Regions from separate parts of the Homo sapiens genome. Here region 1 is linked to region 2. A link is a contact called in ENCODE Hi-C or POLR2A ChIA-PET data. All regions are on one chromosome and are shown on one strand. The core of a region is the stretch at or near the end of the contact, and the rest is flanking DNA. Distances in the headings are between cores, read along the strand shown. Region 1 overlaps ARK2C (arkadia (RNF111) C-terminal like ring finger ubiquitin ligase 2C). Region 2 holds the start of ARK2C (arkadia (RNF111) C-terminal like ring finger ubiquitin ligase 2C).

The links. A loop is a pair of places that touch in the nucleus more often than their neighbours do. ChIA-PET counts read pairs that join two places held with the same protein, here RNA polymerase II (POLR2A). Pooled maps may share reads with other maps.
Region 1: a map of thyroid gland shows a loop between it and region 2 (1.9-fold over the local background). The contact joins the enhancer-like site here to the promoter of ARK2C in region 2. A Hi-C loop is called at or near these places in 26 of 168 maps with a recorded cell type or tissue (Right ventricle myocardium inferior, Right ventricle myocardium superior, cardiac septum and 11 more) and 16 of 50 pooled maps. POLR2A ChIA-PET finds 5 or more read pairs at or near these places in 1 of 52 experiments (HEK293T).

The regions. Positions count from the first base shown.
Region 1 is chr18:46,417,875-46,424,785 of GRCh38, forward strand. All of the region lies in intron 1 of ARK2C (arkadia (RNF111) C-terminal like ring finger ubiquitin ligase 2C), which reads left to right. Among named protein-coding and RNA genes, the nearest start is that of ARK2C, 87 kb to the left of the region's middle. RefSeq lists an enhancer at 6,892-6,911. Within about 2 kb of position 1,622, at least 10 of the 41 ENCODE cell types and tissues checked have a DNase peak (open chromatin) inside an H3K27ac peak, as active enhancers do; they include gastrocnemius medialis, heart right ventricle, prostate gland and 3 more, where a contact is called at or near this core.
Region 2 is chr18:46,331,093-46,338,163 of GRCh38, forward strand. ARK2C (arkadia (RNF111) C-terminal like ring finger ubiquitin ligase 2C) reads left to right here and starts at 2,926. Exons shown (of 8, transcript NM_152470.3): 1 at 2,926-3,243. The coding sequence starts at 3,183. RefSeq lists enhancers at 1,757-2,368, 2,369-2,979.

The DNA.
Region 1 (6,911 bases), core at 372-2,871, 85 kb after region 2:
GCGCCTGTAATCCCAGCTACTCGGGAGGCTGAGGTGGGAGAATCGCTTGAACCTGGGAGGTGGAGGTTGCAGTGAGCCAAGATCACACCACTGCACTCCAGCCTGAGCAACAGAGCAAGACTCTTAAAAAAAAAAAGTATAATGTAAGACACATATATAATTTATTTTTTTCTAGCAGCCACATTAAAAAAGTGAAAACAGGCTAAGTGTGGTTGCTTATGCCTATAATCTTAGCACTTGAAGGCAGGAGGGTCACCTGAGGCCAGCAGGTTGAGACCAGCCTGGGCAACATAGTGAGACCCCTATCTCTACAAAAAATAAAAAATAAAAAAATTAGCTTTGTGTGGTCGCACATGCCCATAGTCCCAGCTACTTAGGAGGCTGAGATGGGAGGATCGCTTGAGCCCAGGAGACAGAAGCTGCAGTGAACCATGATTATGCCATTGCACTCCAGCCTGAGTGACAGGGCAAGACACTGTCTCCAAAAAAAAGGTGAAAATGGGAAATCAATTGTAATAATATACATTATTTAATTAACTACATCCAAAATATTATCAGTATTTAATTAATTTTAAAAGTTACTAATTTTTTACATTATTTTGTTTGCACTAAGTCTCTGATGTCTTGTGTCTGTTTTACATATGACAGCACATGTGAATTTGAACTAGCCATATTTCACATTTGGTAACCATACAGGACAGGACAGAACTAGATTGCAGTTCCACAATGGCAAGGATTTTTAACTGCTTCATCACGGCTGCTTCCCTAGCACCTAGAACAATGTCTCACATGTAGAAGGCATGCAATAAATATTTGATGATTGAATAAGTCAAATTCTGAATCAAATACAATTATGTGGAAAGATAGTTACAGACCCAGAAAAGAGCTATCAACTGGCTATATCCATGCTCTGGGCTGTGAGGGCAGGACTGTGAAGGGGAGAAAGTTAGTTTTTCTGTCTCAGTCTTGCCAAGTCATTCAGCACCTCCGTGGTTTTCCATTCTCTCTGGACAGACAGAAAATCTTGCAAGTTCATCCACACTAGGAAACAATAGCGAGTTAATGTGTTGCCCTCTTTTGGGCATTTGCACATTGAAAGTAAAAGTGAGAGAGAGAGCAATGCTTAATCCAAAGCAATGATTCCCTCCTGGAGAATTTTTGGCTCTAGTGGGAACGCTATTACTGGACCATGAGTCTTTCTGATGTCCCCGAGTTCACCCCAGAAGTAGGCTGTCAGCCAGGGTGCTTCTGTTGACAGGCTGCCCTTGGGTGGCCTGTTGCTGGGTGCCCTTGCTACTCTCCCCTGCCTGGTATTTTACTACAGACGGCACTGGAGCTTGATGGGAAGAGGGGGACTTGGGAGGTGCAGGTGCTCTCAGAGTTTGGGAATATGTCCAGTTCAAGGAAATCATTGAGCCATCCTCCGTAGCCAGCCCTAGGCCAGACCTCAGGGAGGGTGAAAAGCCTCTATACTTTGTAAGACACTTTCAATGGGGGAGGAGGTGGGGGAACTTCATAGCATTCCCCCTGCTAGGTGGGCAAGCAAGACACAACATGCTTGTTTTGCAGATTGGAAAGCTGAAGTCCAGAGACAGGAAGTGGGTACCCAAGTCACTCCCCTGAGAGCCTGCCGGGACTCTCCTCTAGGGGAGCAGGCACAATCTCGGCCTGAGGGGCCTTTTGGGTCTAGCTGGAGTGACCGGGTCAAAGGGCTGCTGGCTTGAAATAACTGCATGATATTAAGCAATGAGCGGAGTGGGCAGCGCACAGCTGGACCAGGCCTACCTGGGGAAGGCCAACAGGGGTGGGAGGCAGGGCAGTCACAAGGCAGGGGCAGCCAAGGGGCTGATGGAGCCCCTCGAGGTAACTGGAGACGGACAGGCCTCTGCTGCTTGTTAGGCATATGGGATCTGGCAGCTCCAAGAAGCCTATAGCTCTGCCTTTCCCAGGCATCTCCTCCCTCCCCCCTTCCTCTTTGCATCCTTTTGTTATCTCTCTTCCCCTGCTCTCCTCTAACCTTCTTTCTTTCCTGTCTTCCTTTCTCATGTATTTCCACTGACGTCCACCGTCTCTTTTTCTCTCATGCACACCTCCCCTCCCCAATACCCCAGAGTGCTAGACAGGGCTGCCCCATGAGCAGTGATGGTTGGGAATCTAATTTTACTGACCCTGGCTCCCTCTGAAAGCAAGCAGATATCCACTCACTGATGTGATCTGATTTCAGGGGCGTGTGGAGGTCAACTCCCATGGCGCCTCCACTCACCGGCTGCTGTCTGAAATCCCACCATTAGAACTTCATAGCACCAGCTCCTTAAAACGTAACCACTCCTGAGAAAAGCCATGGTCCAAGCTCTTCTTCTAAACTCTTCCCCATCATCACACATCAGAATGGATGGCTTCGGGAGCCAGGCTTGGGGCAGAACAGAGGAGGGCACAGGAGAAAGGGGCATCAGACGAAACAATTCTCCCAGGAGAAATGGGAGGCAGAGGAATAAAGCTACTCTCTGTCCTGTCCACCGTATTCACAGGGCCGGGCTTGTGTAAGCATACTGTGTGTTCTGCACACCTCAATAGGAAGGGGCCCCATCGAAGTGGCTTTCTGAACTGGGTCCCCTCCTTTTGGCACCAGACAATGCTAACGTGGTCCAGGTAGCCACCCTAGCATGTCTTGAAAGTTATTGGGGTTTGGGCCAGATGCGGTGGCTCACGCCTGTAATCTCAGCACTTTGGGAGGCTGAGGAGGGTGGATCACCTGAGTTCAGGAGTTCGAGACCAGCCTGGCCAACATGGTGAAACCCCATCTCTACTAAAAATACAAAAATTAGCCAGGTGTGGTGGTGTGTGCCTGTAATCCCAGTTACTCAGGAGGCTGAGGCAGGAGAATTGCTTGAACCCAGGAGGTGGAGGTTGCAGTGAGCCTAGATCGCATCATTGTACTCTAGCCTGGGCAACAAGAGCAGGACTCCATCTTAAAAAAAAAAAGAAAGAAAGTTATTGGGGTTTGGAGATTTGCTTTTCTGCTTTTAATTTACTTGAGTCTTTGTTAAAAATATAATAGTAGGAGAATATCTGAACTCATGACCTAAGACGAACTCTACATGGTTTGCAAAAGCCACCCAATGCCATCCACAGTGCAGACCCCTCCTTCCCTGGCCAGGAATGGCAGGATGAGGACTTCTGTTTTGGGTCTGAAATTGCTTCTTCTTCTGTTAGTTGATTGTGATGCACACTGACCACCTCCGTCCTGGGTCTCCTCAGTTCATGCTGGACCTGCAACTGGGCCCCTATACTCATTGCAAAGAATTCCCAGTCTTTCTGTCTGTAATTCTTCAAAGCTAGTCTTTCTACCTTGCACTTTATCTGCTTTAGTTTTGTTTCTCCCTCTGACACCATCAAATTCCATGCAGTTTTAAAATGCTGAGAGGCAGCTGCTTGCACATGACCAAGGTTTTTGGCAAGATGATGCTTCCTCCATGCTCACCTGTTCGTGATCATTCATTCATTCATTCATTCATTCATTCAGTGAGTTCTTACTGTGTATTAGGATCTGTGCCAGGCAGTAGGGGTAAAGGTGAATGAGACAGACCTAGGCTCTGCCTTCATGGAGTGTACAGTCTTCTGACCACATATGCCTTCCACAAAATGCCTTGTTAGGATTGTGGCAGGAATGTGTCCATACACTTTGTTGGTTTAGATGGGGAAAGTATCTTCTTGGATGGATCATGCCCAGAATATTGTCCCATTATGCACAGAGGTTTTCTTCTGTAATTGTATCCTGTCTCTAACCAAATCTTCTAGGCTTCTTTCCCTTACTCCTGGTCCATGATGGCAACTGGAGCTAAATACTGGCCCTTTGCTGCTTGTTGGAAGCTTGCTGCTTAATTGTCTCATACCCATGGGCAAGTAGGGTTCCTTAGGATGCAAAGTCCCCTCCCATCAGTGTTTTGAGAGCAGGAATTCAGTTCCTTGGAAGAAGCTGAGCTTTTCATTAGAGATCAAAGCCTGGCCCTGGGGAAGCATCACAAAGCTGCTCTTGGCTGTAAAGGATCCCTTTGGGCATATCACTTTCTTTCTAGGCCCTTGGCATACTCCATTGGACTGGGAACCAATAGATAGAGAGGGAGGAAAGCAGACCCATGGCAGCCCTGGGGGCTAAGCCAAGCAATAGGCCTCTTGGGGTTGATGAGACTGGAGCAAAAGAGGTTAAACTGATACACCTGGAGTACATAAGGAACCCGGAAAGAATGGCCTTTGAAGCTGGGTTCTGGGCAGATGGCCCACTTTCGTTTTCTTCATCTCTGATTTATCTGGTGTGTAGTCAAGTAGTTAGCTTATGTAGTGTACCCCAGACTCTCAGTTCTGCCGTTCAAGGTTCCCCACAATTTCCCCACACCCTCATTTTTCCTGTATCACTTTCCCAAGCACCCTGCCTCTGAATGACTCACAAAGGGTGCATTACCTAGTTGCATGAAATCCGAATTTCTCCCAGGCTAGAAAAGTCAGTGTGGGCCATTGAGAGACTCAGAAGATACAGGAAACAAGATTCTGAGCTGTATCCATGCAGAGGGGAGAGGAGGCTCCCTGGGGGCCATGTTGAGTAGAACGTGAAGTCTGTCTTTGGACATGGGCCTCCTCTGGACTACATCTCCCTCCACCTGGGCGCAGCCCCACCGGCTTGCTCCCTGAGGACCCAAGACTTGCTCTCTCCTTACTGCCATGCTTCTTCCCCCCGACCGAGGTCCAGCTCTCTGTGCCTTCACAGATGGTGACTGTCCAGTTTGGCAACTTTAACTATGATCAGGCCAAAAGGAGGGTAGATGTTGCAGGGAATTTGCATCATCTCCTGGTGGGCCAAAAAGGGCCCTGGAAGTACTCCAGGTCACACCCCCGCCCTTTGCTGGTGTTCACACTCCTCTTCTGAGCAGTTAGTGGGCCTCTGCATGGACATCTGCAGTGATAAGGAACTTTGGGAGACAAAATAAATTCTGAGAAATGTCTTCCTTATGTTGACTCAAATCCGCCTACTGGAAAGACCTTTAGCCTTTGACTGCAGCTATTACCTGACCCAGAGTTTCCTCTTCCCTGCTCATGCCCAGATTCTCCAACTGTTCCTAGTGTCAGATTACTCAAGTCCCTTCACAACCCTGCTGTCCATCATCAGAGTCCAGTTTATCAATGTCCATTTTAATATGAGTTTCCCAAAATCAGTTCCAGTACCCAGGAGTTTCCTTCAACCTTTCCATCAGTTAAACCCTGTGAAATGCAAGCCCTAAAGCCTTTCCTTTGGGGGATGTCCAAAGGCCCTGGGATTTGTCTTGCTACAGAAGCACCCAAGGGCCTGGAAACATTTGGCCTGCTCTACAGAGGCAGGGCTTGTCCTTGGCATTTCCTTAGTCTAGGGAGGAGGCCTGGGGCTATTGGCCAAGGCAAACTGCACTGTGCCTGAGCAGTTGTGCTCACCTCAGCCATTCCTCAGCATCTCCCAAAGAAGAGATTCAAGCCTATTCCCCATGGAGGCCAGGAGCTAGTGCTTTGTTTCTTGGTTACTGTCATAGGCAGGAACAGGCTTACTCCTAGGGGAACTCAGGAGAGAGAGAGGGATGGGGAGAAGAGGTGGTACCACCAGGACCATGGCATGTTATTTCCATTCGGCAAGCCACCAGGCAGGTGGGTTCCTCTCTGGGCATACCACGTGGAGACGTGTATGGTTGTATGAGGACCCATGTGCTGGAAGGCCGTGACACTGATGTGGCAGAGCAGGGGGATCACACTGCAGCACTGGGACTCAGGAGGCCTGGATGCCAGCCCCAACTTGGCCATGACTACTCTAGAGCCCTCAGACATGCCACCCCAGATTTCCTGGCCTCCAGATCTTCATCTGTAGAATGAAGGCTGTGTGATCTCTGCACTTCATTTAGCTAGGATATTGGAGGATTCCATGAAGAACTATGCTTCTTTACTAGCTAATAACTTCATCCTTACCTGTTCTAAAATAAAGAACTCTTTCTTCCTCCTTTCCCTCGTTCCTCCTTCTTCACTGTCCTCTCTCCATGTCCTTCCCTCTTTCTTTTCCTCTTTTATCCAGTATCTCATTATCCTCCTGTCTCAGAATATCTCTAAGAATATTCCCTTCTAAGAACAAAGGGCATTTACTGCATGGTACCTCCTCCGAAAACACTCACTTCGCAACTTTATTGGAGATAAAATTCATACACAAACAAAATGCCAAGTATAATGGCCTAAATGCCACAAATCAGATGGAGAGGAGAATTTCATCCACCTGGGAAGGTCTTGGAGGGCTCCCAAGGGAGTTAACATCTGCCCAGGGTAGTCAGGGTTGGACAGGATGCAATGGTCTGGCAAAGCAGGGTGGCAGTGCCAGAGGGCAGAGAATGGCTGTCGAGGGCCCAGAGGCAGGCAAGGCCCCTGGGGGTCTGGGAGAGATGAGGAAGGTCAGATACAGCAGTGAGAGAGAGCAAGGCTGGGAGGGGGATTTGGGCAGGGAATGGAATGCTTAGAACTGTGCTTTAGGAAAGTTAACGTGGCAGCCATTTATTTGGAAGAGGGATTTCGAAGGTCAGCGCTGGTCCTTGTTTCTCCCTGGTTCCAGCCCACTTCAAATGCTGGGTGTCACATCACAGCTCTGATGTGCCCATCTCAGGTCTGCTCTGTCCAGCTCTAGGACCCTGGCGGCGGTACAACACTGAACACAAACATCTTCCTGGCGCTTTCTACTTTCTACTTAGCCTCCCCGTGAATAAGATGAGAGGCCTGGTCAGAAGCTATTTGAGGCCCCTGCCAGCAAAGAGATTTCAGCAGGTGTGTGGGATCAGCAGCATCACTGCAGGTCACAAGTCCAGGAAACTAGGGCCTGGAGAAGTCCATGGGGCTGTCCAGGTCTGACTGTGAGG
Region 2 (7,071 bases), core at 1,676-4,175:
TCTGTCTGTCAGGTTTCTCTGATGTGCAAATACGAAGGATGCAATTATTAGGTGGACTCATAGATTTCCCTTGGTTTGCATTGCTGGTCTGTTCTTTGATGATTGCCTTTCTCTGAGGGATGTTCCATGCTATAGCATAATTTACACTAACTGCATTAACTAGGCAATCATAAATAGCAAGTGGAGGGCAAGAGGTGGTGAGCAAGGAGAGATGGACAAGTGAAGGGAAAGAACTAAGAGCCTAATAGCCAGGCCCGATTCTGTGTACTCTACAAGTATTAACTCATCTGGTTCTCAAAAGAACCCCACCAAGAAGGTTGCTATCATCAAGCCCATTTTACAGATGTTGAAACCAAGGCCTAGAGGAGTTAAATAACTTGCCTGAGCTACTATGTGTCAGAGGCAGAATGTGAAGCCAGGCAATTTGATTACAGAGTTTGAACCCTGACCTCCTTCCTGTCAAGGTCAGATTGGGTAATCATAAGCTTTTGCAAGCTGTTCTGGTACAAAGTAAGATTTTTAAAAAAGAATGCCCATCCAAAACTAGCAAGGTTGCACAGAGAAACTGGCATACCATATACATACTGCTGATAGTACTGACAATGAGTTTTATCTTTTTATAAAGCAATTTGTGGCAAGAGCCATAGTTTTCCGTATTTGTCAATCCATGAATGTCAATCCTAGAAGTTTATTCTACGTTTATAGTTCGACCAAAATGAGATGCCATATGCATGAAGTTTATTGTATGATCTGTAATAATGGAACACTGGGAGCAAATTAAATGCCCTAGAATAAGGTATGATTAAGTAGTATCATGATACGTTCACTAGTTGGAATATATAAAAGCATTTGAAATGATAATTACAATGGCTACGTAAAAGGACAGGAAAATGTTTCTGATAAAATGTTAAGTTTAAAAAGCAGGATGAAAAATATGTAGATTATGATGACAATTCTGATATATATGCATACTGTCCAAGCCTGAAATAGAACAGGAAAAACTTCTAGTAGTTAGGTGTTTGTTAAAATCCTTTCATTTTTTTCAGATTTCAATTAGTAGTGGCATTGTGTTTATTTATCAGATAATGAAAAAAGGAAAGAGCTGGTGGTAGAAGTGGGTTGAAAAAAATTGCCTAGGGTGAGACTTGGACTGCTATTGGGAGACTTGCCTCTGGCCGTCTTCATCCCTGAGTTCTCTGGGGGCAGCCAGAGTTTAGGGTGGGAAAGAGAGCTCAGGCCTGAGAGATCCACGGGCTTATGGGAGAGAGAATGGTGAACCCTGGGTTCTGCCCTTGCCACTGGGAATATGGTAGCTGTCTGGGTAAAGCCAGGCTGTGGTTTTCCCTTTGCTGTCTTGTCCATTGTCTTACCTCACTTCTCCCATTCTTTATTCTTCAAGTCTCAAAAGCCTTAGAAGTCACTTTCCCGGAGTCAGCCTCAACTCCTCCCCTTGCCACCCACTGGGCTGGGTGCCCCTCCAAGGCTCCCCGTTTGCCCAGCTTCCCGTGCTGCCCATTTCTGCATGGAACAAGCTCTATGGTGATTGCCCGTTGGCATCTCTGAGGCCCTCTCTGGCCTCCAAGAATTGGGATCTTGGGCAGATCGGGATCACCTCCCTATGCCCTTGCTCAACACAGCATGGATTAAATGAATGACCCTCCTTTTCCAAGGTGAGGGCAGGTTGGGGTTGGATTAGATTCTTTCCAGCTCCACATACTGTGATTTTTACCATCTCCTATTTATCAGACTCATTAAAGAAAGAAACCACTGGGCTTTGAAGACAAGTCCCAATGTAGGGAATGTCCTCTGTCTTTCTGCCCGTGGGTGGGCCCCTGAAGCATTCTCTGGCCTTAGTGTGTGAACTGTGAGCCTGATTGTAGGCGTAGGGTTGCCTTGGGAGTTTTCACAGAAGGTCAGCTGAGCATGCAAGAACACCGCCTCAGTCGTCCTCCTGGCAACAAAGCTTGCGGTGAAGGCTCTTTGATTGGGTCTTGCTTGTCCCCAGCTGGACTGTCACAGGGCACATGTGACACGGTGGCTGCGCCTCCACGTGTGAATTTGCAGGAGCCTCAGAGCCTGATGTTACATATCCGCCTGCTGGCTGTGGAAGTGGGCGTGTCTGTGCACATGGCTGGGTGTACCTGTCTCAGATCAGGGCAAAAGGTAGATGAGTGGCCCTGGGTTTTCTGGGCAGTGTGTCTCTGTGTAGACTGTTGGCAAAGACCTCAGTGAATGAGTGAATTTCAATTCAGCAAATAATTATTGTGAGCTTTGTGCTCTCCAAGAGCAACGACGCGGTGCGCCAGGCAGAGAGCCTGGGGAGTGTGCGTGTCTTACCTGTGTCTGCATCGTGTGTTCCCTCTGTGTGTCTCTGAGAATGCGTTCTTGGCACGCGTCCTGCGTTAACAAGGCGTTTGGTGTGTGCATGTCTGTGTGACAGTGCCTGGGTCCTGTTTGCGGCTGCTTGTTCGCATTCCAGCTTCCCTTGTGCCCGCAGTCAGGCTCTACACGTGCGCCAGCCTCCGAGCGCACGTCCCCGAGTGACCCGTGCGCGGTGTGCAGGGACCTCAGGGTCGTGTGCACTAAGGGCGCTCGTGCCCGTCTCTCTGCACTAAGGAACGCACCTCCACATGTCTGAGTGCACGTCCCTCTCCATGTGTGCACGTTCCGTGTTCACGCCGCCCATGTCTGTGCAGGGGCGCTTCACGCGCGCCCTCTCCGGCCCGCGGGCGGCCAGGGACCCGCGCTGGGCTCCACGCTTCCCGTGGGGCTGACCCCTCCCTCGCGCCCCGCAGCGGGCCGCAGCGATTGGCCGCCGGCCCCCTTCCAGCCGTCACCCCTCCCTCCCTCCGCCACCCGCGCGCCCGCGGTCCCCGCTGTCCCCCGCGGTTCCGGCGAGGCCGCGCCGCGCTGCGCTCCGCTCCCATTGGCTGCGCGCGCCTTTGTGTGGCGGCAGCTGCGGCCCCAGCGCCTTTGAATGTCGAGAGGGGCCGGGAAGGGAGCCTTTCCATGGGCCATCTGTCTCCCCGCCAGCCGCCGCCCCACCGCCGCCCGCGCCCCGCGCTCCGCCTCCCGCCCCGGCGGCTCCCGCAGCCCCGCCGCCGCCCGCGCCCGCGCCCCGGAGCCGCGCCACAAAGGGCCCGCGCGCAGCCGCCGCCGCCGCCGCCGCGCGAGGAGCCAGGATGGTCCTGGTCCACGTCGGCTATCTCGTGCTTCCAGTGTTTGGCTCTGTGCGAAACAGAGGTATCGCTTTTTCCTTTCGGGGTCTGCTTCGGAGCGTGGATCGCCGCAGGCACCGGGGCGGGGGCGGGCGCCGCGGGCGGCCGGGGGCTCAGGGCACACCCGCGAGGACGCAGGGCGAGCGGTGGCTTCCCCCCACCCCATTTTAGGGGGACCCCCGAGGGTGGGGGCGGCCGCCCTCGTGGGAGCTTTTGTAGTGAAGTTAGGGTTTGGCGAATTTGGGTCCCTTCCTCCCCAGCCCCATTTTTTATTTTTTGCGGCGGACGTGGTTCCCCCAAATCACAGCCCCTTCCCCTAATACCTAGCCCTGTATGATCGAAAGGAGAAAGATACATGACCGTGTGTGTGTGTGTGTGTGTGTGTGTGTGTGTGTGTGTGTGTGTGAGAGAGAGAGAGAGCGCGCGCGCGAGAGCATGCTTGGTTTTCTGTGGTTTGCTTTTTTTGAGGTATATGTGTGTTTTGTGTTATGTGTGTTTTGTATTCATTTTTTGTTCATTAGTACCGATGGCTGGCTAGCTGGGACCTGGGTCTCTGCCCTATCCCATGCCCCAGCCCCCACCCTCTCGTGGGCACTTGCACGATTTTCCATCCCATCCTTTTTTCGTCTTTAACCCTTTTTGTGCATCGCCCTTGTGCTATTGCCCTGCTCACCCCGCCCCCCGCAACTGTCTTTGTATGACAGTTGCATACACGGGTTCAAGATGCTTGGGCGCGTGTGTGTGTGTGTGTGTGTGTCTGTATGTGTGTGTGCATGTGTGCGAGTGTGCGCGCGCGCCTCGGAGAGTCAGACCTGCGCTGCTGTGCCCTCCTTGGGTCCGGCTGGAGCGGGGCGTCCGGCCCTTGGGTGTTGTGCTGTGTGTGAGGATGAGGTGGGAAGCTGCCCCCACGCCAGGCCTTTGCCCCGGGCAGCGGTTGACAAAGCAGCGGGCCGGCGCGGGCTTTGTTTTTAACTGTGATAAATGGGGTGTGTTTGCACGGTCCCCTTTCCCCACATCCCCTCTCCCTCACATTCTGCTACAACAATAGCTTGATTTTCCCCTCTTCTCCCCACCTCCACTCCACATTTCTTTCATTTTCTTTTAATAAAAAATTCCCACCTCCCAAGCAAATCCGAGATGCATTTAGATTCATTTTTTTTCTTTTTTGTATTCTGCCTCTGGACTCACATTTCTCGTCTTGGAAATGTTTCTTCTATCCTCTCCCACTCCACGTCTGCTTAAATCCCTGCTGGCTCAGGCCCTCCTCCCCCTCTCCCCACTCCCTCATACACAGAATGATGTCTTCCCTTGGCCGACCAGGGCTCCTCTACCAAGTCGGGGTGGGGGGTGGGGTCGCAGGGCCAGCGCTTTAGTGCGCCCCAGGGGCCCGATTGGGCAAGAAAAGGAAAGCCCAGCCCTATTTTATCCAGCCCAGCTGTCCCCAGCCCCGCGCCTCTCCCCAGAACCTAAAAGGCAAGCTTGGCCCCCTTAGGCCTGTTTGAACCGCAGTTTTTTGTGTGATGATAGAATGATGACATTCTGCATTTATCAAATCTTTTTTTTTCTTCATTGTGTAGCTCAGTGAATGGTCAACTCGCTGCTGTGTGCGCTGTGACCCTTCTGCCTCCGCATTTAGCTGTATTGTGACACCCTCTTAACCATTTCCTGTCTCCATCTGAGGAAGGCATTGCTATTTAAGCGGCAGTATCCCCTATCTCAGGCCAGCCTAGCCATGGGGGTGAGGGGGAGTGGGTGTGTGAGGAAGAAAGAGGGGGGCTGGATGCGATCTCCTTGAAATGCCACCCCCTCTCTCAATACACAATTATCTCTTATTACTTGGCATTTCCTCTTAAAACGGGTGTGGAACATTACACTAGGCAGAAATTCAAAAATGATTAAGAAGGATGTTGAGCCTGAAAGTATAATTATCCTGATTAAATCATTACCATCCTCATTAATACCACCAATCTCTAAATACCATTGCAGGATGCTGATTCCATGTTTTGAAATTCAAATTGCTCAGCTGCCTTTAAATTTTATTTTTAATACTACCTTCTCCCTCACCCCCCCCAACAAAAAAAAATCCAACAACACAAATTCTGCCCATCAGTTAAAGTTTACTTTCACGGCAAACATGCCCACAGGAAATTCAAGGGCTGAGGGGTGAGTTGGTCTGTGGGTAAAATTTCGCAGAATGTGATAAGAGTTCATGACCTTCCGATAGAGGATACTAATGCTTAACTCAACAAGGTCCTAAACCACAATCTTCTTGTAAAACTATTAGAGAGTTTGCCAGCTTAAATCTGTTCTTTTTAGTTTCCATTGTAGTAGTGTAGGATGTAGGCCATTTCAGAATAGATGTAGAGAAATAACCATTTTTGTATCTTCATCTTGTTTAGCCGAGTACATTGCACTGTAAATCCCTGTTAAGTGGATTCCTTTTGCCTTGGCTTAGAGGCTGCAGCACTTCATTTTTCAGTTATCTGGGTGACTATCAGTTAGCTTCTTGGCAGCACCCAGGCATAACTGAAGATTGCACTTAGTTGGAGGCAAAAAATGTTAAACATATGTATTAAAAAAATCTTTGATGAAATGACAGTTGCTGCTATCCCATAGCCTCTGAAAACTTGGTGCACCAAGGTCCCTGGCTTAAGTGGGAGCCATGGCCATAGCGTCTTAATTGTTTAATTGTACAATGTCAAGAGCATCTTTGGACATCCGCCCTGGCCCTCAGAGCTGCCCCTTTAACAGCCGGCTCCCTTCTGCTGCTCGCCAGCCAGACCTGCTTGAAAACTGAAACAAAACAGCAGCAATAATAAAAGAATAAGGCCCCTACTTTGAGGGCCCTTCCAAAATAAAGTCCCAAATAGCCTCCCCAGACTGCCATTTGGCAATCTGAAAAGAAAGAGAAAAAAGAAAAGAAAAGAAAAAAGAATCCCAGCAAAATGGTTTTCCATTAAACAGGGGTAGCGTGTTCTGCTGTGCTGAATTACTTCCTGTTCTTATTTTGTGGGTAATTTTTTCTGTATCAAATATCCTTTTGGTTGTGTATCTTTTTCACCTTTTCTTGTACTAAAACTAAAGCATGATCTGTATTTTTTTACATCCCCCAGTTGACAATGTACAGCGCTCGGTTAGAGATGTTACCCTGCTGAAACGTACTGTGGTCGTGTAGCCCGGGCCATCTGCTCATTGTACGCTGCTTTTGTTCTGTTGCCCTTCCGAAGCATGGTGGGCCCAGCCTTTTTTTTTGTATCGTGTGCATGACGACATTGTTACACACAGAATCCACTAATACTAATATACAATCTCTCAATAAAGAACTAGTTTTCCTATATTAACCTAGTGTGCTTTTTCTCTTGCTGTTTTCCCATTTATTGTCGTATCCTGCTGTTTAGATTTTCCCCCCTTGCTTTTCTATCCCCACCCTCACCCACCCACCACTCCCACCTCCCATTGTAAGATTTGAGTGAATGCCTTTTCTTTTTACTTTACTTTTTTTTTTTTGTGGTACAGATATGGTGACTTTAATCTCATTTAGTCCATATCTTTTCACAATAGATGTCTGGAGCGATAGGAGGGGCCAGTTGTCCTGTTACACTGAAACAGTTCACCTGCCTAGAGAGAACCCCTACCTTTGGCCGCCTGTGTACTCAGTAGCTTCCACATTTCATCTTAGTTTTCAAGATACATGGGCACTGGGTTTATGATGCTGGTGAAGAGAAGGGGATATAACACTTAGGTTGAGAAAAGGGATACTGTTCTTAACTAGCAATCTTGTAGCATTTCAGACTCGCCTAAAAACCCATTTTGAGTTGTGTTTTAACTTTTCTGTTTGCTGTCTCATTGATTT